2 separate regions of the Homo sapiens genome follow, and region 1 is linked to region 2. The links are chromatin loops, found by intact Hi-C in ENCODE. Cell type or tissue: B cell. All regions are shown on one strand. Each heading gives the region's core, and the rest is flanking DNA. Links, peaks and the distances in the headings are about the cores only. Region 1 has its middle 54 kb from the start of LINC01629. Region 2 holds the start of LINC01629 (long intergenic non-protein coding RNA 1629).

Region 1 (12,653 bases), core at 2,597-10,596, 50 kb before region 2:
TGGGCTCTTGGCCTGTTGAAAACAGACAGAAGGAGCTAAGTAGGGACCTGCACAGAAAGTCAGGCTTTATTACTGAAGAGCTGAATGCAGAATTGGCAGGGTCTCCGACTGCCTTCCTCGAATCTAGTCCTTGCACAACTCTGACAAATCTTCCAATTGCAGCTAAAGAACTTAGAACCCAGAGAGCAAGGACCCACCTGAACCTGCCGGCAGGAGAAGGCCTGCTCTGTCTGCTTAATCCAGGACAGCTGGAAGTAGAGCCCCAGCTGTACATCCTGCCTCCACCAGCACAGGTGAGCTGTGCCCCCTGCCACGCCCTGCAGGAGTGCTGTGTGCTCCCCAGGCTATCCCATCAGATGGGTGGCTTTGCCTGCAGCTAGAACAAGAGTGAGGAGGGCGGTGAAGGAGGCTATGGTAGGCCAAACAATGCCTGCCACCCAGAAGAAATCTACACCCTTATCCCCGGCACCTGTGAATCCATTACCCTATGAGGCAAAAGGACTTTGCTGTTGCAATTAAGTCAAGGACCTTGAGCTGGGGAGATTCTCCCCCATCATCCAGGTGAGCTCAATGTAATCACAAGGGCCTTTATAAGAGGAAGGCTGGGCGGTGGCTCACTCCTGTAATCCCAGCACTTTGGGAGGCTGAGACAGGCATTTCACCTGAGGTAGGGAGTTCAAGACCAGCCTGACCAACATAGAGAAACCTCGTCTCTACTAAAAATACAAAATTAACAGGGTGTGGTGGCACATGCCTGTAATCCCAGCTACTCGGGAGGCTGAGGCAGGAGAATCACTTGAACCTGGGAGGCAGAGGTTGCGGTGAGCTGAGATCGTGCCATTGCACTCTAGCCTGGGCAACAAGAGCGAAACTCTGGAGACTAGAAGGTCAAAAGTAGAAGAAGGAGATGGGACAATGGAAGCAGAGGTGGAGTGATGAGCTTTGAAGATGGAAGTAGGGGCCACAAGCCAAGGAATGCAGGCGGCCTCTAGAATCTGGAAAAGGCAAGGAAACGGATTATCCCCTGGCTAAACAGACTCTCCCCTTTGATTTTAGCCCCATAAGACTCATTTTGGACGTCTAACCTTCAGAACTATAAGATAATAAGTTTGTGTTGTTTTAGCTACTAAGTTTGTGATGACATGGTAGGAAACCAAAACGGGGCTGAAAAGAGAAAGGACCATGAGAAAAGTGGAAAGAAGAAATCCTCCCAACGATGTTGCATTTGCAGTCGCCAAAGACCCAGGAGGCTTCCCGGGAGCTCCAGGTATGTCCTTCCCACTCGCTTTGCCGCCCAGCTGTTTTTTCCATCCTCGGAGGCTCAGCTCAAATGTCACCCAACTAGTGTTGCCCTTCCTGGGCTAACCTGACCTGGCAGAGTTCCCCACCCCTTGCCCTGGTGCACAGGGCACTGTCTGTGGCAGTATTCTGGACAGCCCACCTTGGTACTGTAGTTTTTTGTCTGTCTTAGTCCCTTATTAGAGGGGGAGCTCCTTGGGGATTGGAGCTATAGTCATTTCTCCTAAAAGTGTGTTAGATTGAGTGGAATTAAGCCAAGCCCTCCACATCTTAGACTTGCACTACTGAGTGTCTGATTTCATTTCAACCCCGCCCAGCCTTTCAAAGCTCATTACCCAAAACAGAAGCTTTCCCTCTCTTTTAGTGTCCTCTCTTGGCCATCAGTGTAAATGTCACCATGGATACCTAGTATTTTGTTTGCCCACCGGCCATAGAAATCTTTCCCCCCAGAAATTTTCAATCAGGACCGAGAGTTTCCAGCCCAGGCTGACGGCTCCCCTGAATGGAAGACATGTAAGCCCAGCCACTGTTATTTTCACTGGATATTTTCTACCCCAAGTTCCGAGCATCCCAGAAAGCAGATGTGGGGAAGAAGCAGGAGGCAGAGGGCAGAAAGGAGAGGGAGGGCTTTCTGTGCTCCCACAGTGCCCTGTTCCTGGTTTTAGTCAATCCCTGAGGCCCAGTGGCATCTCTGCCCTGGAATTCCTGAGATGCCTCTGGGGTCTTTCCAAAAGATTCCTGTTTTGCTTAGCCCAGCCAGAGTTGATTTCCATCACTTGCAACCAAAGAAGTCCTATAAAACTTGGAATGAGCCAGCCCGAGCCAAGAACAGAGTGCTGGCACATTACATACATGATGTGTTCCCAAACCAAATATGGTAAAGCCATACAAAGAGGCCACGAGTGTGGCCACCCTGTTTATGCGGAACACTGTAGAAAATCCAGAAGGAGGAAAGGGGGCCTATTGTTCCATCTGTCTGGCTGTAGGGCAGGGGCCAGGAGGAGGCAGGAGGGCAAGATGGAACATGGAAACCAAATCATGGGGTGGCACAAAGCATGGGGTATGGCCAGGAATTGAAACAGTGAGGAGCAGAAGCCAAAGATGCCAGGATTCAATGCCCAGATAGAAAAGGCACAAACCGCAGGAGTGGGCCATGGTCCAACCAAGGGAGGAAGCTGCCCTTTGGGTACCAGAGAGTTCTGATTAATGCCCTAGGGCAGGATCTGTTCTTTGTGCGTGAACACCTCTCTTGAAGGCCCAGAATCCCTGCCACTGACACCACCCACCTTGGTAGACCCACTGAGTCATGAGTCTAGTTCCTAAGCCCTAGTCAAACCTCAGTCAGGATCACAAAGCTCATGCATTTGACTCATGGGGTAGTCTATGGTGCTGGATTCTGTACCTCTTTATTCTTCTTTTAGAAGCAGTCTTAGCAAGCTTAAGTAACTAGTTTCCCAGGCCATGATGGATTGGATTCGTGCATTAGAAATGGGGAGAGATGGCTGGGCGAGGTGGCTCACACCTGTAATCCCAGCACTTTGGGAGGCCAACGCGGGCAGATCACCTGAGGTCAGGAGTTCGAGACCAGCCTGGCTAACTTGGCGAAACTCCATCTCTACTAAAAATACAAAAATTAGCCGGGCGTGGTGGCAGGCACCTGTAGTCCCAGCTACTCAGGAGGCTGAGGCAGGACAATCGCTTGAACCCAGGAGGCAGAGGCTGCAGTGAGCCAAGATCATACCACTGCACTCCAGCCTGGGCAACAGAGTGGGACTCCATTTCAAAAAAATAAAATAAAATAAAGAAATGGGGAGAGATGGCTGGGCACAGTGGCTCACGCCTATAATCCCAGCACTTTGGGAGGCTGAGGTGGGTGGATTACCTGAGGTCAGGAGTTCAAGACCAGCCTGGCCAACATGGTGAAACCCTGTCTCTACTAAAAATGCAAAAATTAGCCGGCGTGGCAGCAGGCGCCTGTAATCCCAGCTACTCAGGAGGCTGAGGCAGGAGAATTGCTTGAACCCAGGAGGCAGACGTTGCCTTTTTGAAACTCTGTCCCGCCGCCTCCAAAAAAAAAGAAAGAAATGGTGAGAGATGCTATTAAGGAATCACCATCACAGCAACCAGAACTAATATGCTACAGCAGTGCTTCTTGGCCCCAGCCCTGATGACACTTGGGGCCAGCTCCCTCTTCACTGTGGGGGCTGTCCTTTGCCTTGCAGGGGGGTTACCAGTAGCACCTCCTCTATTTATGTCAACCAAAAATGTCTCAGATATTGCCACATGTCCTTGAAGGACAAAATCTCCCAGATTGTGAACCACTGTGCTGTAGGAAGAGAGTAAGCAGCAGTTACAAGTCCTCCAACTCCTGACAGCTCTCTTGCACTTCTGCCACGCAGACGAATAGTCCCCAAGAAGCTGCAGGATGGTGCTGACCAGCCCATCTGCAAAGACCCTGTCTCAGAAAGCGTGGGAAGTGTATGCCCAAAGGGTGACAGCGCTTCCCTGGGGAAGGTTCGAAGAAGGAATGTTTTTCTTCTCTTGGCATCTTTTGACAGTGCCTGGCACATGTTAGACCTTCAGTAAATATTTGAATATTTGTTAAGTTAAATTAGATTATAAAGGTTTCTAGGCTGATTCTGTACTGGTTTTGGACTTAGAAAGGGATGGATTGTTAAGCCTTTTTTTTTTTTTCAGACAAAGTCTTGTGCTGTCACCCAGGCTAAAGTGTCTTGGCACAATCACAGCTCACTGCAGCCTCTACTTCCTGGGCTCAAGTGATCCTCCCCTCCCAACCTCTCAAGTAGCTGAGACTGTAGGTGTGGGCCACCACGCCCACATCATTTTTTTAAATTTTATGTAGACAGGGAGTCTCACCATGTTGCCCAGGCTGGTCTCAAACTCCTGGCCTCAAGCAATCTTCCCACCTTGGCCTCCCAAAGTGTTAGGATAACAGGTGTGAGCCATTGCACCTGGCCTCTTCTGATGAGATTTTCTCAATCCTTCCAGGCCCATCTCCATTCCTGCTTCCTTCCCAAAGCCAGTCCCGAGTCTTCTCTCTCCTGACCCCTCTCCACCTCCCTCCAGCACTCTGACCTACTATATGCTTATCTTGTAGGTCAAGAGGAAGTAAGAATCTCTGTATCCCACTGAAGAGTGTGCACCAGGTGCAATCAGATAACCAGGGTGTCACAGGGTAGAGGTCTCTGTCTCATGTGTTTTTTTTTTTTTTAAGTTTTTTTTTTAGAGACAAGGTCTCGCTATGTTGTCCAGACTGGACTCAAACTCCTGGCCTCAAGCAATCCTCCAGCCTCGGCCTCCTGAGTATTCGGGACTGCAGGTGCACACCACTGCACCAGGCTTCTGTCTCATTTCTGGTTTGTGGTGTGTGCCCCTTTCTCTTTCACTGCTCAAGGGGTAAAGAAAATTGAGATCTGACTTATGGGGCCAAAATTAGGGGGGGAAGAAAAGCACTGCTGTCTGGCAGCTGGGGTCTCTCCAAACATATTCTCTTTTTTCTCAGAACAGCATGACGAAAAACATAAGCTGAGCCAGAGTAACTGCTGTCTGGCACAGCACAGGGTAGTTGCGTGCGTGCATACATGTGTGTGAATGTGTGAGCGGATAAGGATGGGCATGCTGGAGAGCGAGTGAGAGCGCGTGGGAGGGTACGTGAGGACATGCGTGTGTGTGTACTTGCGCACACAAGCTCTATACACGCGTTTTCTACTTGGGGTTATTCAGGGTCGGCATTCCAGTTGTTGGAAGCAGATCCTCAGCTGAGTGGCCTCTTTTGTAACCAGGGCCGTAGGTCTGAGCATTTCTTTTTGCAGTAGAAATGGGCTCTGTGATGAGTCACACCAGTGGCTGGACAGAAGGGAGACTTGGCTGAAGAAGCAAGTCTTCCTGAGTGGGTCTAGGGCAGCCACGGCCAGACCCTCACACAGAGACAGCCCCAGAAAGAGTGGCCCGTGGCAGGTGTGGGAGGCTCCTGGAGCATACTCACCGTCTGGGAGGGTTACATCTCTGGACATCAAGGTGGGAGCACACAGCTTGGCATGCACCCAGGGGCCTGGGCAGACCTTCACACTCACCTTGGAAGAGATGAGCGAGCAGCCATTCCCGCTGGCCCAGGACATTCACACCATGGGAATTCCCAAGGGCTCTGTCCTAAGAGATCTGATCTGAAATCCAAGCTCAGCCTGAAAAGAAATTGGCCCAAGTCATCCTAGTCCAGTCCCCACTAGGTGCTAGTTCCCAGCCCAGAGTCCAGGACAAGCACTCATTCCTACACTCCTGCTGGGAACCAGGAGAGAGACTTACACACCAGGAGACAGAATGAGTTATGCAAAGTCCCAGGGGCGGCCTTTCAGGGTGGTCAGGATGAACCAGGAACTCGCAAACAAGCTGAAGAAGGCACAGCAGAGAAGCCGATGAAGACTCACACTGAGAAAACACTTAGGGGGATGTGTCACCGGCACCGTGCCAAGCGCTGCATCATCCACCAACTCAGATCTTTGAAGCAATGCCTTAAGGGCACTGGGGCATTAGGCTGCTCAGCGGGCAGATGAGCAAACGGAGGCTCAGAAAGCGGAAGTGACTTTCCTGTTAGCACGCAGCTATTAAGTGCAGAGCCGAGATTCAAACAAAGTCAAGAATGAGGTACAAAATGTCTAGCAATCAGTAGGCTGGTTAAATAAACACTGATTTATTTATGGAATACTGGGCAGCCATTGACATTTCTTGGTAGAAGAATAGTTAATGGCCTGGAAAGATGTTCAAGATATGTAATTGAGCAGAAAAAAAAAAAAAAGCAAGGTACAAAACAGCATGTGCAGAGAGATTATTAAAACATAAAATACAGGCCGAGCACAGTGGCTCCTGCCTGTAATCCCTGCACTTTGGGAGGCCAAGGTGGGTGGATCACCTGAGGTCAAGAGTTCGAGAGCAGCCTGGCCAACACGGTGAAACACCATCTCTACTAAAAATACAAAATTAGCAGGGCATGGTATGCACGCCTGTAATCCCAGCTACTTGGGAGGCTGAAGACAGGAGAATCTCTTGAACTGGAGAAGTGGAGGTTGCAGTCAAGATCGCACCACTGCACTCCAGCCTGGGCAACAGAGCGAGACTCCATCTCAAAAAATAATAATAATAAAAAAACACACACAAAATACAGAGGTATGATTTCCGAGGAAAAAACTCAGAATATCAGCAGGGGCTTTCTCTGGATAATAGGAGTAGGTGTGAGTTCTACTCTATGGGTTTGTTCCTTTTTCTTACAATGATCATTTTGTAACAATGACAAACCTGACTTGGAAGAGTCCAGGCTGTGTTTCAGTTGTGTGGGGAGTGGGGGTGGGGAGGCGGTGTTTTGGTAGGGGGTGATGAGGGGATGATGGCTGGCACTGTGAGGTGATGGCTGAGCAGGTAGGAAGGTGTGGTGAGAAGCAATGCCTTTCCTAGGAACATATCCATCTTTCTTTTTCTTTTCTTTTCTTTTTTTTTTTTTTTTCTGAGATGGGGTTTCACCCTTGTTGCCCAGGCTGGAGTGCAATGGCACGTGATCTCAGCTCACTGCAACCTCTGCCTCCCGGGTTCAAGTGATTCTCCTGCCTCAGCCTCCGAAATAGCTGGGACTACAGCTACACCCAGCTAATTTTTTATTTTTAGTAGAGACAAGGTTTCACCATGTTGGTCAGGCTGGTCTCGAACTCCTGAAATCAAGTGATCCGTCTACCTTAGCCTCCCAAAGTGCTGGGATTACAGGCGTGAGCCACCGCACATGGCACACATCCATCTTTTTTCCTTTTTCATTTGTATCTTTTTTTTTTTTTTTTTTTTTTTTTTGAGACAGAATCTCCCTCTGTCACCCAGGCTGGAGTGCAGTGGTACCATCTCAGCTCACTGCAACCTCTGCCGCCCAGGTTCAAGCAATTCTACTGCCTCAGCCTCCCAAGTAGCTGGGATTATAGGCGCCTGCCACCGTGCCTGGCTAGTTTTTGTAGTTTTAGTAGAGACAGAGTTTCACCATGTTGGCCAGGCTGGTCTTGAACTCCTAACCTCGTGATCCACCCATCTCAGCCTCCCAAAGTGCTGGGAATACAGGAGTGAGCCACTGTGCCAGGCCTTTTTTTTTTTTTTTTCTTTTTTTGAAACAGAATCTCACTCTGTCCCCCAAGCTAGAGTGCAGTGGTGCAGTCACGGCTCACTGTAGTCTTGACCTCCTGGGCTCAAGCAATCCTCCTGCCTCAGCCTCCCAAAGTACTGGGATTATAGGCATGAGCCACCACACTTGATCATCTTTTTCCTAGACCTGACAGCCAGCAGGAGAGGCTGGGTACCCTGGCTGGTTCTCTGCGTGCACACGTGATTGAGTTCTACCAGTCTGGGCCTGTCCTTGCAATGCTGGGGGCAGGTGAGAGTAGGGAGGGGACAGAATTGGACCAGATGTGTCCTAGATATGCACAGAGAAGGTGCAGGTAGCTGGTGACAGGGACTTAAATGTGTGTGTGTGTGTGTGTGTGTGTGCCAAGTTCAGAGGGGAAGGTGCCCTGCTTAAAAATAAGAGTGGGCCAGTTGCAGTGGCTCACACCTGTAATCCCAGCACTTTGGGAGGCCGAGGCAGGCAGATCACTTGAGGCCAGGAGTTCAAAACCATCCTGGCCAATATGGCAAAACCCCGTCTCTACTAAAAAAAAAAAAAAAAAAAAAATTAGCCAGGCATGATGGTGTGTGCCTGAAGTCCCAGCTACTCGGGTGGCTGAGGCACAAGAATCACTTGAACCCAGGAGGTGGAGGTTGCGGTGTGCCAAGACTGCACCGCTGCACTCTAGCCTGGGTGACGGAGCGAGATTTGGTCTCAAAATAAATAAATAAATAAAATAAAAAGAGTGGCAATATAAGTCCAGCCATCTAGAACTGTGGGTCTCAATCCCTTGAGACCCAATGACATTCCCTTTAAAATTGATTTTTAAATATTTTGTAACAGCAACCTGAAAGTAAATGTGTTAATATAACCTACCTACTGACATAATATTTTTAATCGGCCAGGCGCGGTGGCTCACGCCTATAATCCCAGCACTTTGGGAGGCCGAGGTGGGTGGATCACCTAAGTTCAGGAGTTCGAGACCAGCCTAGCCAACATGGTGAAACCCCATCTCTACTAAAAATACAAAAAATTAACCGGGTGTGGTGGTGGGCACCTGTAATCCCAGCTACTCGGGAGGCTGAGGAAGGAGAATCACTTGAACCCATGAAGTGGAGGTTGCAGTGAGCTGAGGTGGCCCCATTGTACTCCAGCCTGGGCAACAAGAGTGAAACTCCATCTAAAAAAAATATATACATACATATACATATATATATATATATATATATTTTAATCATTATTATTATAACTATATCATAAAGGAAAAATATTAAAATGAAACAACAGGTATTTCAATATGTAAATGGTCAGGAATGACTGCATTCCGTATGTAAATGTTTAGGCATGACTGCATGAGAAGGCAACATTTCCACCACCACCAACGCTCATGCGGGCACACACATTTCCAAAATTCTTCCTAGGGGAGATTCAACCCTGAGGACCACTGATTTAAATAATAGCAGGCTGTGGCTCACGCCTGGAATCCCAGCACTTTGGGAGGCTGAGGCGGGCGGATCACGAGGTCAGGAGATCGAGACCGTCTTGGCTAACACAGTGAAACCCCGTCTCTACTAAAAATACAAAAAAAAAAAAAATTAGCCGGGCGTGGTGGCGGGCGCCTGTAGTCCCAGCTACTTGGGAGGCTGAGGCAGGAGAATGGTGTGAATCCGGGAGGCGGAGGTTGCAGTGAGCCGAGATGGCACCACTGCACTCCAGCCTGGGCAACAAAGTGAGACTCTGTCTCAAAAATAAATAAATAAATAAATAACAATAGCTGGCCTATAATGGGTGCTTTCTTTTTTTTTTTTTTTTTTTTTGATACGGAGTCTCGCTCTGTCGCCCAGGCTGGAGTGCAGTAGCGCGATCTCGGCTCACTGCAAGCTCCGCCTCCCAGGTTCAAGCCATTCTCCTGCCTCAGCCTCCCAAGTAGCTGGGACTACAGGCACCCGCCACCATGCCCGGCTAATTTTTTGTATTTTTAGTAGAAACGGGGTTTCACCAGGTTAGCCAGGATGGTCTCGATCTCCTGACCTCATGATCCACCTACCTTGGCCTCCCAAAGTGCTGGGATTACAGGTGTGAGCCACCGTGCCCGACCATAATGGGTGCTTTCTATGGGCCAGTGTTCCAGTGGCAAGGGAACATGAATGGCATGGGTGTAGCAGGAGGCAGGTGGCTTGTGTGGAGAGCATGTGAGGTGGGCCAGTGTGGCCATGCACACATGAAAAGAGAGAAGCTGTGGTCCTGTGGTGAGAAGGAGGAAGCAGCTGCCTTCCCTCTGGGCTCCTCTCTTGACATCACATCCTGCCTTGGAGGAGGAGCCCAATGAAGACAGCATCTAGAGATGATTTGGGTTGAGGATCCCATGTTGATCAGAATTCACCAGGCCTTTCAATGCTCACTTCCTCCCCAGGAGGTGAGCTCGAACTTCGGACCCTCAGATGAATCACAGAGACCACACATGGAGACCCATCTCCCTGTTTTGTAATCTCCATGCATTCGTAGCCAATCTCCCAGCCACACCTTCTCAAGTCCTGATAGCCATTCGCAGTCTCCCCAGCCTCCACTAGCAAAGGAGAGATGAGAGGGCTCCCAGCCCATGGCCCTGAGGAGGGTGAGGACTGGGCCAGACACCTTGGGCTAATCGATAAGGAGCCTCTTGAAATACCCTCGTCACTTCCTGGCTGTGTGCTGAGCCACTCTAGGGGAAGAGGGATTCTCAGACAACCCTTGGGCCAGGCACTTGGATCTTGACTGGAATAATTAGACACAGAGCCAACAATGATGTCATGCCTCTGCAGAAGAAAGAAGGATGACTTTGAGCAAGGTGCTTACCTTGGCCTCAGTCCTCTTGTTTGTCAAGTGAGCTGGGGTGGACCTGACAAGTTTTAACATTCCTGTGCTGCCATTCCAATGTGAAGACAGATGTTCTCTTGGGCAGCCAGTCACAATGGCTCACACCTGTAATCCCAGCACTTTGGGAGGCTGAGGCAGGAGGATCGTTTGAGCCCAGGAGGTTGAGGCTGCAGTGAGCTGTGATGGTGCCACTGCACTCCAGCCTGGGCAAGAACAAGACCCCGTCTCAAAAAAAAGAAAAAGAAGTCCTCCTGGGACTTGAAGTCCCTCTAAGAAGAATATGGCAGTGATGGCTTTGCATAGCCAACTTGCTTCCCCATCCAACTCCCTTTAGTTTCCATGGGGAACTTCTCTCCCTCTGCAGGGGGCCCTACCTGCTTCCAAGAATGTAAGGGTAGGCAGGTGACCTTGGCTGCCCAGCCAGAGGTTCCTCCCTATGTTGATTGATCCTTTAGTGGACATGGCCTCTAAAGGTCCAGTTAAGAGTCTTCCCTGGCCAGGCACGGTGGCTCATGCCTGTAATCCCAGCACTTTGGGAAGCCGACGCAGGCGGATCACGAGGTCAGGAGATCAAGACCATCCTGGCTAACACGGTGAAACCCCGTCTCTCCTAAAAATACAAAAAATTAGCCGGGTGTGGTGGTGGGCCCCTGTAGTCCCAGCTACTCGGGAGGCTGAGGCAGGAGAATGGCTTGAACCCGGGAGGCAGAGCTTGCAGTGAGCCGAGATCACACCACTGCACTCCAGCCTGGGCGACAGAGCAAGACTCCATCTCAAAAAAAAAAAGAGTCTTCCCTAATATATGAAAGACAGAAATTATGTTTCTGGGAATTTATTAGAAGGAAAGATGTGAATTTAAGGCTACTAGCTGTCATCTTTCTGACACAAGAGAAAGCACATGTGCAGAGTGAAGCCAGTACATAGAAGGAGACAAAGCTGAGAGACTAAGGAGATAAAACGCCTATGACATTGTTTGAACCCCTAGATCAAACTGTGCCTGAAGGTGGTGCCCAGTTGAGGGTTAATAAACTCTCTTTTTGCTTAAGCTAGTTGGATTTGGGTTTCTGTAACTTGAAACTGAAACCGTCCTAAGTAATGTAATCTTTCAGCAGCATCTCTCCAAGTTGGGCTGTGAGAGAGGTATTGAGCACATGGAGAGGTAGAATCTGCCAGTTTATACCTATAGTCTAGCCAAAGAAACCCATAGCCCCAGCATATCTCTTCTGCCATGTGCTTTGACAATCTCGTAGTCAGCCTTATAGAGGGGACCTCACCTGGCCGGGTGTGGTGGCTCACTCCTGTAATCCCAGCACACTGGGAGTCTGAGGCAGATGGATCACGAGATCAGGAGTTCAAGACCAGCCTAGCCAAGATGGTGAAACACCATCTCCACTAAAAACTACAAAAATTGGCCAGGCGTGATGGCTCACGCCTGTAAACCCAGCACTTTGGGAGGCCGAGGCAGGTGGATCACGAGATCAGGAGATCGAGACCATCCTGGCTAACATGGTGAAACCCTGTCTCTACTAAAAAATACAAAAAATTAGCCCAGCGTGGTGGCGGGCGCCTGTAGTCCCAGCTACTCGGGAGGCTGAGGCAGGAGAGTGGTGTGAACCCAGGAGGCGGAGCTTGCAGTGAAGCGAGATCGTGCCACTGCACTCCAGCCTGGGTGACAGAGTGAGACTCCATCTCAAAAAAAAAAAAAAACTACAAAAATTAGCCAGGCACAGTGGCAGGCACCTATAATCCCAGCTACTCAGGAGGCTGAGGCAGGAGAATCCCTTGAACCCCGGGTGGCAGAGGTTGCATTGAGCCAAGATCATGCCACTACGCTCTAGCCTGGGTGACAGAGTGAGACTCCGTCTCAAAAAAAAAAAAGAAAGAAAGAAAGGACCTCACCTAACCCAACCCGTGGCCCATGCCAGCATGCACATTTTTCAAGCTCAAATTTGACAGCCTTGAAAAAGAATGTCTTTGTGCCCAGCCACATATTACCCCAGGAAATAGCATGGACTCTGCATTCAATACTTGCCTCCATGATGGGAGATCTGCATCCCCTGGCACTGGGATTACAGGGACCTGGGGCTTAGAATAGCCCATCTGCCCTGTTGATCCTTCTACTACCTCAAGCTGCTGACAGGAGAAACCAGCCCCAGCCACAGGGCCAAGGAAGACTTGGGTCTTAGTGTCACTGGTTGCTATACATGCAGTACCTGAGTTCTTCAATCAGTGTTCCACTCTGCTATGAACTGAATTGTGTCCTCCCAAAATATTTGTATGTTGAAGCCTTTAACCCCAATGTGACTATATTTGGAGATAGGGCCTTTGGGAGGTAATTAAGGTTAAATGA
Region 2 (10,168 bases), core at 2,169-10,168:
GCTGGAGAGGACTAAGACAGACATAAACAAACAAATAAGAAATATGCTAATATACTATGTCAGGAAGTATAAGTGCTATGAATGAAGGAAGAGAAAAAAGAATAGATGAATGCAATCATTTAGAGGTTATGACTAGACTTTAGAGATGATCTAATCTGAACCCCTCACTTTACAAATGAAGGCAAGGAGACCTAGAAAGGATGTTTAAGGTCACATGGTGAATTATTGGTAAAAGCTGGGCTGGTTTCCAGCTCTCCTTGGCTCGTCCGGGGCTGGAGGAATGCAGCTCAGCCCATGGAAGGGTGTGTAGGGGGCAGGTGGTGGGGGGATGCAAAAGTTCTTTCTGGTTCTCTTTCCTTTCTTTAAGGACAATCTTCCGGAAGCAACAGTGCGGGCAGCAATGGAGTTTACTGGAAGGCGCCTAGGCAGCTGGGCAGAAAGGAAGGGATCACCCAGCAGAAGCTATGGGAGCCCCTCTGTTCCTTCTGAAGGCACCTTGGCTGTTCACCAGAGCAGAGGGCACTATGGGCCCTGGTGCTGCTCAGGATGCCTGAAGGGGTGGGTGGGTGGCAAGGCCCATCCACCAGGGCACCAAAGCTGCAGAGTGGTGGGACTGGGAGGAGGGCTTGCACTGTGGGCCCGGCCTTTGGGGAAGAGTATTGTTCTGTTGCTGACGAAGCCCCAGCCCACGTGCAGGAATTGGCTGGGAGGCTGAAACTACCCTGGGTGACTGGGTCATCCGTTTCCCAAGCCCCACAATTCTTTCCATTCCACCCGGCTCACCATCTTGGCATGCCCCCAGTGCCCCACTGGGTGGAGGGAAACAGCAATACTCATTTATGGAGTCTGCAGTCTGCCAAACACAGTTCATGCGTTATCTCAATGCATGAGAATCCTTGCAACTACCCTATGAGTGCGTTGTTCTCCCCATTTCACACATGAGGAAACACGCTCGTGGAAGTTGTGTGACTTGCCCAGGGCCATAGAGCAGGAAGTGGCAGAGAGAACTTTCAAACCCAGGCTGGGCTAACAGGAAAGGTTGGGTTCTTTCCACAGCTGCCCTTCAGACTCCTTCCAGGGGGCGTCCTGGAACCAGCCAGCCCATCCTCCAGATTGGCCTAGGGTGTGGGCTGCCAGCCACACACTCCCCTCTCCCCCTACCATGCCCCCTCGTCCCCTCGGTGTTGGCTGCTCAGTGGCTCCCCATGCCCCCTGGCCCTCCGAGTCTCAGGTCCACGCCCAGCACGGTTTCTCTGCCAGGTCTGCACTAGGCTTCTGTCCCAATGGCCAGACTGAGGTTGCCATGAAAATGCCCTACCCTTGGACTCCCTCGTGGGCCCCACAAGCCACTGGAATGTCTCAGAAATCCCACCCTTCAGGCCCACATCCAAATCGCCTCTCCCAGACGGCCTCTCTCATTGCGAGCAACAGGAAAATCCTTTCAGATCGTGTCCTGATTTTCAGTTGGAAAACAGATGGCCACCATTGCAAGGCTGGCCATACACCCTCTTACTTCCTTTTTCTTTTTCATTCCATTTTCTCTCTGTGTGTCCAATATCATGCTGTGGTTGTTACAAGCACAGACATAACCTGAACTTGACTTTCGGATCTGCCCCTTCTCAGCCTTCTGACCTTGGACTCCTTACTTGGGCATTGGTGTCGTCTTCCTTAATAATTGTGACTGTATTCTGCATTCTTGGCTTTTTTTGTTTTTTGTTTTTTGTTTTTTTGAGACAGGGTCTGGTAGTGTCACCCAGGCTGGAGTGCAGTGGCATGATCAGAGCTCACCACAGCCTTGACCTCCTGGGTTCAAGCGATCCTCTCACCTCAGCCTCCCCAGTAGTTGGGACTACAGGCACATGCCAACACTCCTGGCTAATTTTAGTATTTCTTGGTAGAGATGGGGTCTCACTATGTTGCCCAAACCAGTCTCAAACTCCTGGGCTCACACAATCCTCCCGCGTCGGCCTCCCAAAATGTTGGGATTATAGGCATGAGCCACCGTGCCTTGGCTTTTTGTGAGTATTGAAGAGATAATAAATTAGAATCAGTGCTACCTTCTCAGCAAGCTTTTTCCAACCTTTCTTCTTAAAATTACAAACCCATCCCGACTCCAGCATCCTTATCCTCCTTCCCTTCTGTATTTTTCTCCATAGCACATGTCACCATCTTATGTACTAAAACTTTCACGTATTTTGGTTATTGACTCTCCCTCCAATGGAATGTAAGCTCTATGAGGACCGGGATTTTAAAAATCTGTTTCCGGCTGGGCGCGGTGGCTCACGCCTTAATCCCAGCACTTTGGGAGGCCAAGACAGGTGGATCACTTGAGGTCAGGAGTTCAAGACCAGCCTGGCCAACATGATAAAACCCCGTCTCTACTGAAGATACAAAAAAATTAGCTGGGCATGGTGGCACATGCCTGTAGTCCCAGCTACTTGGGAGGCTGAGGCAGGAGGATCACCTGAACCTGCAAGGTGGAGATTGCAGTGAGCCGAGATCTCGCTACTGCACTCCAGCCTGAGCACCAGAGCGAGACTCCGACTCAAAAACAAACAAACAAACTGTTTTCATGGTTATGTCCCTGTGTCTAGACAGGGCCTGATGCACTGTGGGCACTCAAAAAAATATTCATTGAGACTGGGCGTGGTGGCTCATGCTTGTAATTCCAACACTTTGGGAGGCTGAGGTGGGAGAATTGCTTGAGGCCAGGAGTTTGAGACTAGCCTGGGCAACATGGTGAGACCCCTTCAAAAGAAAAAAAAAACTGGCTGGGTATCGTGCCTGTAGCCCCAGCTACTCATGAGGCTGCAGCGGCAGGATCACTTGAGCCCAGTAGTGTGAGCTTATAGTGAGCTATGATTGTGCCCCTGCACTCCAGCCTGTAGGGCAGTGACCAAAGGAGACCCTGTTTCTTTCTTTATTTTTTTTTTTTTGAGACAGAGTCTCACTCTGTTGCTCAGGCTGGAGTGTAGTGGCGCGATCTCGGCTCACTGCAAGCTCTGCCTCCCAGGTTTACACCATTCTCCTGCCTCAGCCTCCTGAGTAGCTGGGACTACAGGCGCCCGCCACCATGCCTGGCTAATTTTTTGTATTTTTAGTAGAGACGGGGTTTCACCGTGTTAGCCAGGATGGTCTCGATATCCTGACCTCGTGATCTGCCCGCCTCGGCCTCCCAAAGTGCTGGGATTACAGGCGTGAGCCACTGCGCCCGGCCAGGAGATCCTGTTTCTTAAAAAGACATATATAATTGAATAAATGGAGTAACGGGGCAGGGCCAGTGGCATAGGTATTTTTCAGAAGCTTGTGATTTTGAGGCACCCCTAAGTTTTCTAGGTGGATAAAGCACCTGGCAGGGTGCCTGGCCTGAGGTTAGCTTAGTGCCAGAGGCCGGCTGATGGCATTATCTTGTTCCTTTAAGTTTCCTCGCCCACACCTATACCTTGGGCCTCCCAGTGATATCACTGGGAAGCCCTGTGGCATCCTGACCCAAGGGCCCAGCCATTCCAGCTTCTAACCCATCCCACAGGGGACAGCTCCTGGCTGCCACGCCCTCCCTTCCCTCCTCTCACCCACTTTGGAAGGGTGAGTCAGGACAGAAGACCAGGAACAGTGGCCTCAGGCCACTCTCCCGCTGCCCAGGCAGCCTGTTCTGCCCAGGGCTGTGGCAGGAAGGAGCCAAGCCACAGGGCAGGCCAAGGCTGTGCGGGCAGCTCAGGGCAGGGGCCTGGGGTGGGGCGGAGGAGCTCCCCTTTCTTGCTGGGATCTCTCCACAGGCCGCCAGCAGGCCCTGAGCTCCAAGGGGAGCCTCTTCCACCGGGCCACTTTCACTTTCTCTTTTCTCCACAGAAGCAGAACCAGCAGGCCCAGCTCACAGAGATGGGGTGGGAGTTAGGAGTCAGAAAAACTGGCTTGGCCAGGCGCAGCGGCTCAAACCTGTAATCCCAGCACTTTGGGAGGCCGGGACGAGTGCATCACCAGAGGTCAGGAGTTCGAGACCAGCCTAGCCAACATGGTGAAACCCTGTCTCTACTAAAAATACAAAAATTAGCTGGGCATGGTGGGGGGCACCTGTAATCACAGCTACTTTCAGGAGACAGAGGCAGGAGAATCGCTTGAACTCAGAAGGCGGAGGTTGCAGTGAGCCGAGATTGCGCCATTGTACTCCAGCCTGGGCAACAAGAGTGAAACTCCGTCTCAAAAAAAAAAGAAAAAAGAAAAAGAAAAACTGGCTCCTGGGGGGCCTCCTGAACATGGGAGAAAGGCGGCTCAACAGCCTCTGTGCCCCATAGCCATGTGAGTAAATCTCAGCAGAGAAATAGTAATAATGACAGTCCCTTATATTCCTCAGCCAGGAATACCTTTATTTATTTATTTATTTATTTTTATTTTTGAGACAGGGTCTCAATCTATCACCCAGGTTGGAGTGCAGTGGTGCAATCTCAGCTCACTGCAACCTCCACCTCCCAGACTCAAGCAATCCTCTCACCTTAGCCTCCCGAGGAGCTAATTTTTAAAATTTTTTGTAGAGATGGTCTCACTATATTGCCCAGTCTAGTCTCACACTCCTGGTCTCAATCGACCCTCCTGCCTCAGACTCCCAAAGTGCTGGGATTACAGGTGTGACTTACCATTTACTCAGCCTGCCAGGGATACTTTCAAAGCACTATCATGATTATTATCTCACCAGATCCTCACTCTGGGGCGGGGATAGGGAAGACAGGAATTAAAAAACAAATGCAAAAAAAAAATGTCCTCCAGGCTGGGAGTCAACTGAAGCCAGAAAGCCAGGGCAAGAACATTTTGTAGGTTTTGTATTTTGCCAGATTTCCTCCCTGTTCCCAGAGGTTCACCTCAGAGCAGCAGAGCCTTGCTCAATCTCTGCCCATCCAGGAAGAAACTGAGGCAACCCTGGCAGGACCCAGAGTGGAAACACAGCTGACGCCTCCATCATGGCCCCCTGTAACAGTGCAACACTCACAAACAAAGGAAGGGAATTCACTCCTGGATTTCCCAGCAGAGCCAAGTGTGTCTTAGGAGCTGGCAAGGAAGGGAGGTGACATCTGGGAGAGGACCAGGAGCCGTCAACAACCCTGGAGAAGTTGTGTTCATTCTTACTTTCCAGATAGTAAATATTGCCTAAAGACAGAGCTAGCAGAGATTCTCAAGCCTGCTCAGGATTTCTCTAAAGCCTTCCTGCTGCTTTCAGGGGTCAGGAGCCCCTGCAGCCTTTTTTGTTTGTTTGTTTGTTTGTTTGTTTGTTTTTGAGGCTGAGTCTCCCTCTGTCGCCCAGGCTGCAGTACAATGGCATGATCTCAGCTGACTGCAACCTCTGCCCCCCAGGTTCAAGTGATTCTCTTGCCTCAGCCTCCTGAGTAGCTGGGATTACAGGCGCCCGCCACCACGCCTGGCTAAATTTTGTATTTTTAGTAGAGACGAGGTTTCACCATGTTGGCCAGGCTGGTCTCGAACTCCTGACCTAAGGTGATCTGCCCACTCCGCCTCCCAAAGCCCCTGCGGCTCTTATCCATAGATCCTGCACAGGAACACCCCCACGCAGGCCCTGGCCCTCTCCTTGTTATGTGTCCCTGAGGCTGTCCTCCCAGGACTTGGTTCACTTTCAGGTCTGCCACCCATTGGTGCATTCATTTCTGTATTTAATGTTACTGAGCACCAACTATGTCCCACACACTCTTCCAGGTACTGGGGATACAGCAGAGCCAAACAAAACCGAGAAAGTCTCTGCCCTCAAGCTTTTATTGAAGGAGGGAAATAGACAAAAGAGAAGCAAACAAACAAAAAAGGTAAAATCAGAGGGTGGTAAAAGCTATGAAGGAAATAAAGCAGTATAACTGCTTAAGGAGCAGGGACCTCTGCAGGTGGATGGCAAGGGAAGGTCTCTCTGCAGAGACGACATTGACATTCATGCTGAGACCTGGGCCAGCCATGCAAAGAAGGGGGGTGTAGGCAGAAGTGCCGCAGTGGGAACAGGCTAGAAGTTGGGCCTGGTGCTGGGACAGTCCCAGTTCAGGCATGTCCTCCTGGTGTCGTTTTTAATAGCTCATCCTTTCACAATCAAGAGTGGCTCATGCCGGAGATGAGTTACCCGCAATGAGGGGCTGGATTTATTCTAAGGGCAGAGGGAAGCCATCACAGGAAATGATGTGATTGATGTTTTGAAAAGAACTCGCTGGCTGTTCCGTGAAGAATAAATTAGAGGGGCAGGAGGGAAGAAGTCTGCCTGGGGCGGCTGCAGCAACCCAGGCGTGCTGCGAGGTGCCCTTTGACTAGATTCCAGTGGGGGCTTTCGGGCGAGCAGAAGAACCCCAGGGATCAGCTCTAGCCACGCTCAGCTCCCTGGGCCGGCCCTGGGCATTTCTGAGACGGCCCTCGCGCTCAGGGACCTCTCCTCGCAGTTCCATTGTCTGTTCTTGCGGAGTCCTGCCACACTGGGAGGGCCACCCCCTCCTCTTGCTCCCCTCCCCTCCCCGGGTCCAGCCCCTCCCCTGCCTGGCCCGGCTGCCGCCCAGCGCCAGCCAGAGCCCACCCCGCCTCCCTGCAGGAAGCCGGCTGGCGGCGCCTGCTGCGTGACCTTGGGCTGCAAAGTCGGGCGTTTGCAAAGTCAAAGCGAGTCACTTCCTCCCCCAGGCCTCCCCCGAGCGGGCAGCCGGCCGCCGCTCCCTGCCCCCTCGCCCGCCGCGGGCCGGGGCTGGCGCTGGCACGAACGCGCTCTGCATGCTAAGTGCTCGCGCCCGTTCCCGCCGCCCGGAGGCTCATTTGTCACCCGCTGCTGACTCAGCACTTCTGCAGAAGGCTTTTCCCTCCGCTTTGGAGGAGGAGGCCCGGAAATGAGGCAGAGGCTCTTCCTTCCCTTCCCTCCAGCAGGGGTGTGTGGCGTGGGTGTGTGCGGGTGTGGCAGGGTCTGTCTGTATGTCTGATGCCTGTCCATCACCGGTGTATATTTTCGCGGCTGTGTCTGTCTTTTGTGTATGGCTGAGTCTGTGTATGTGTCTTAGTGCATGTTGATCCCTGCGCCTGTCTGGTGGGTCTTTGTCCCTGTCTGTGGGCATCTGTGTTGGCCTGTGGGCCTGTCATGTGTGTGTCATACGTGTGTCTGGGTGAGTGTGTGTGTGTCCCCCCCACCCCCCTCCCTCAGCCCCAGCCTCCTCCCCTCAGACTTCACCTTGTCTCCTGGAGTGACCCTGGGGTTTCTGAGGCCAAAGTGGCACACCTTCCCTCCCCTGGCACCCCCAGCTCCCATCCCACCCTCTGCCACCAGTCCCCTAACATGGGACCTCAGGGGCTGAAAACACAGGCTCTGGAATCAGCCACATCTCCACATCTAGGTCTCAGCCTAGGCTCTGCACTTGCCACAGGGACCTTAAATGAGATACCTTTCCTGAGCCTGTTTCCACACTTATAAAATAGAGGTGATCATATCTCCCTAAAAGAGGATAATTTCATGATGGGGTCTGGTATATCACATGCAGCAAATGGTGCCTGTTATTTCTACTTAAAGCAATAGGCCCAGTGTCAGGCACATAGCCAGGGTCTAATAAACGGCCACTTAAGAATAAAAGCACCAAGAAGCCCTTTCCTTGGCTGCCAGAAAAGGGAGTGGGTGGGGAGATGGTGACCTGGATTGGGAGCTGGGCAGGAGCTGTTTGCATGACACCTACTGTGAGGAGAGAGATGTGGTGACCTGATTTAGTGCTGCCTTGGGCAGCCAAGGAAGTCAGGAAGGAAATCACAGACGAGGGGCTCGGGAGCTGCTGTGCCCTGCCCTGCCCTTCCCCAGACCACACACTGCCTGACACCCGCAGGCAGAGTGAGGGCCCAGGGGGGAGGAGCACAACTCCATGCCAGCCCCTACCTCCAGAGCAGCCCTCATGCTGTGTCCCTGGGTGAACAACTTTTTTTTTTTTTTTTTAAGACAGGGTCTCTCTCAGCCACATAGGCTCGACTACAGTGGCGCGATCATAGCTCACTGCAGCTTCGACTTCGCGGGCTCAAAAGATTCTCCCCCTTCAGCCTCCTGAGTAACTGGGACTACAGGTGCATGCCACCATGCCCAGCTAATTTTTAATTTTTTTTTGAAGGGACAGGGTCTTGCTATGTTGCCCAGGCTGGTCTTGAACTCCTGGGCTCAAGTGATCCTCCTGCGTCTGCCTACTGAAGTCCTGGAATTATAGGCATAAGCCACTTTGTCCAGCCGCTGGGAGAATATGCACATCCATTCGTTTTACCTCTTTAGCAATCTTGTGAAGGAGATTCTTAGCATCCCCATTTTGCAGCTGAGAAAAACTGAGACTGGGAGGTTAAGTCCCAAGGTCACAGGACCGACAGGTGGCTGAGAGAACCCTGGCATTCCAGCTGCCAGTCAGGCACTCCCTGGTTGTCTACACTAGCTGCCGTCTTCCTGGGCACACACAGAGGAATCAGCACACACCCGGTACACCCTCCCATGAGCAGAACTCCTACACACTGGCTGGTACCATACCCTCCCTAACACCAGCACCCGTAGCAAATTCTTTCCAGGGCCAGCCAAGCCCTACTCCCCTTTGTTAAAGGCAGCTTTCCTCAGAAGGGTGAGCATTTGTTGTCTCAGGGCCTGCAGTGTGGATTCTACCTTCTTTTTACTGTGTTCAGCAGGAGCGAGGCAAACCAGCTTGGGATAGAAACACAGGCGTTTCCTCCACTGTCAGGGTTTTCCTGGGGCAGGCATCTGAGTTACTGCCTGGACCCGGTAGCCCCTAGCAACAGGGCACCACTCTCACCTGGGCCATTTATGATGACTTTGGGAGGTGGAGCCAATTAGGGGGCAAAGCAGGGATCCCCACAGGTGGGAGTGGCAAAAGAGTGGAGGCTTGAAGTCCAGGAAACCCCAGTGTATGCCTCTGCTGCTAAGGAGCCGTGTGGCCTTGGGCAAATCACTATCCCCTTCTGAGCCTGGGGCTCCACATCTACATAGTAAGGGAAGTGGCACTCATGTTCCTTCCAGTTCACACACAGTCCCACATGCTACTAGACCTAGGTTAAGGCAAGGTCTGTGCTATCAGGTACTACCATAGACACAGAAACCGGGGGAGACTCTGCCACCATTATACCCACCCACCCCAACCCTCAAGTTCCCAGCTCTTCCTGGGAAAACCGACAGACAACAGGCCCATGTAGGCAGAAGAAATCAACATGAGGGGTCTCAGTGCCTAGAGAATAGACTTAGAATGAGCCCAAAGTGGAAGGGAGAACCAAAGAGTTTCCCTCACTGCCACATTTGGCACTCCTGCTCCAGGGAATCCAGCACTGAGCTAGAGACAGGATGCTGGGTTCGCCATTCAGGATTCGTAGGTGAGGCCACAGCCATTTCTGCTTTCGGGGCCTGTAACTGGTGGAGAGAAACGGGTGATAGCATCTGTGGCCTTCCTGATTCATAGGTTTATCCCAGCATGAGGCGTGGCTGCTGCAAAGCAGACATGTCCATTTCTGTCCAGACACAGTTGGGGCGGGCAGTGGGTGGCTGCAGCCTGTCCTTACATGGGGCTAAAGGGGCCCAGCCACTTAGTGACTCACCCACTTGCCCAGCCAGCTGAAACCCTGGCCTCACCCTTCCCTTCTGCTACCTACAAAAGCCCCCTGACATAGCACTCTTGTCATACTGAGACTAAGGTAGAAAAAGACACTTCCAAAGGGTGTCAATGACAAGAGAGAAATAGACATAGAGTGGTCACTTCATTTACCAACCCTGGAACCGCAGACCTCTGGGCTTCCTGGTATGTGATTTCAGTTTTACCCCTCACTGTTTAAATTGCTTGAGTTATGTATTTTGTTATTGATTTATTTATTTATTTATTTATTTATTTTGAGACAGCGTCTCTCTCTGTCGCCCAGGCTGGAGTGCAGTGGTGCGATCTCGGCTCACTGCAACCTCCGCCTCGCGGGTTCAAGCGATTCTCCTGCCTCGGCCTCTCGAGTAGCTGGGATTACAGGCATGCACCACTACACCTGGCTAATTTTGTACTTTTAGTAGAGATGGGGTTTCGCCATGTTGGTCAGGCTGGTCTCAAACTCCTGACATCAGGTGATCCGCCTGCCTCGGCCTCCCAAAGTACTGGCATTACAGATGTGAGCCGCCTCACCCGGCTTGTATTTTGTTCTTGCAGACGAAAGC

What was found. Peaks named below come from ENCODE experiments on the same cell type or tissue, not always from the same donor. Only the 100,000 strongest peaks of a DNase experiment are listed, where the experiment ranks them.
Region 1: a loop joins it to region 2, with 5 times the contacts of the local background. A loop is called at or near these places in 71 of 110 quality-filtered maps.

Annotation. Positions count from the first base shown.
Region 1 is chr14:76,899,268-76,911,920 of GRCh38, forward strand. No RefSeq gene overlaps it. Among named protein-coding and RNA genes, the nearest start is that of LINC01629, 54 kb to the right of the region's middle. RefSeq lists enhancers at 4,584-5,321, 5,147-6,346, 5,626-5,675, 9,586-9,645. In B cell, for the core only: no CTCF peak of the experiment used is centred there; DNase peaks (open chromatin) are centred at 5,844 and 9,694; H3K4me3 peaks cover 900 bases; H3K27ac peaks cover 1,760 bases.
Region 2 is chr14:76,949,984-76,960,151 of GRCh38, forward strand. It overlaps LINC01629 (long intergenic non-protein coding RNA 1629), which reads left to right and starts at 9,655. Exons shown (of 3, transcript NR_133913.1): 1 at 9,655-9,770. RefSeq lists enhancers at 3,123-3,692, 3,693-4,262, 6,025-6,094, 6,343-6,877, 9,256-9,435 and 1 more and a silencer at 6,435-6,794. In B cell, for the core only: no CTCF peak of the experiment used is centred there; DNase peaks (open chromatin) are centred at 3,828, 6,128, 6,688, 9,488 and 2 weaker places; H3K4me3 peaks cover 2,433 bases; H3K27ac peaks cover 4,824 bases.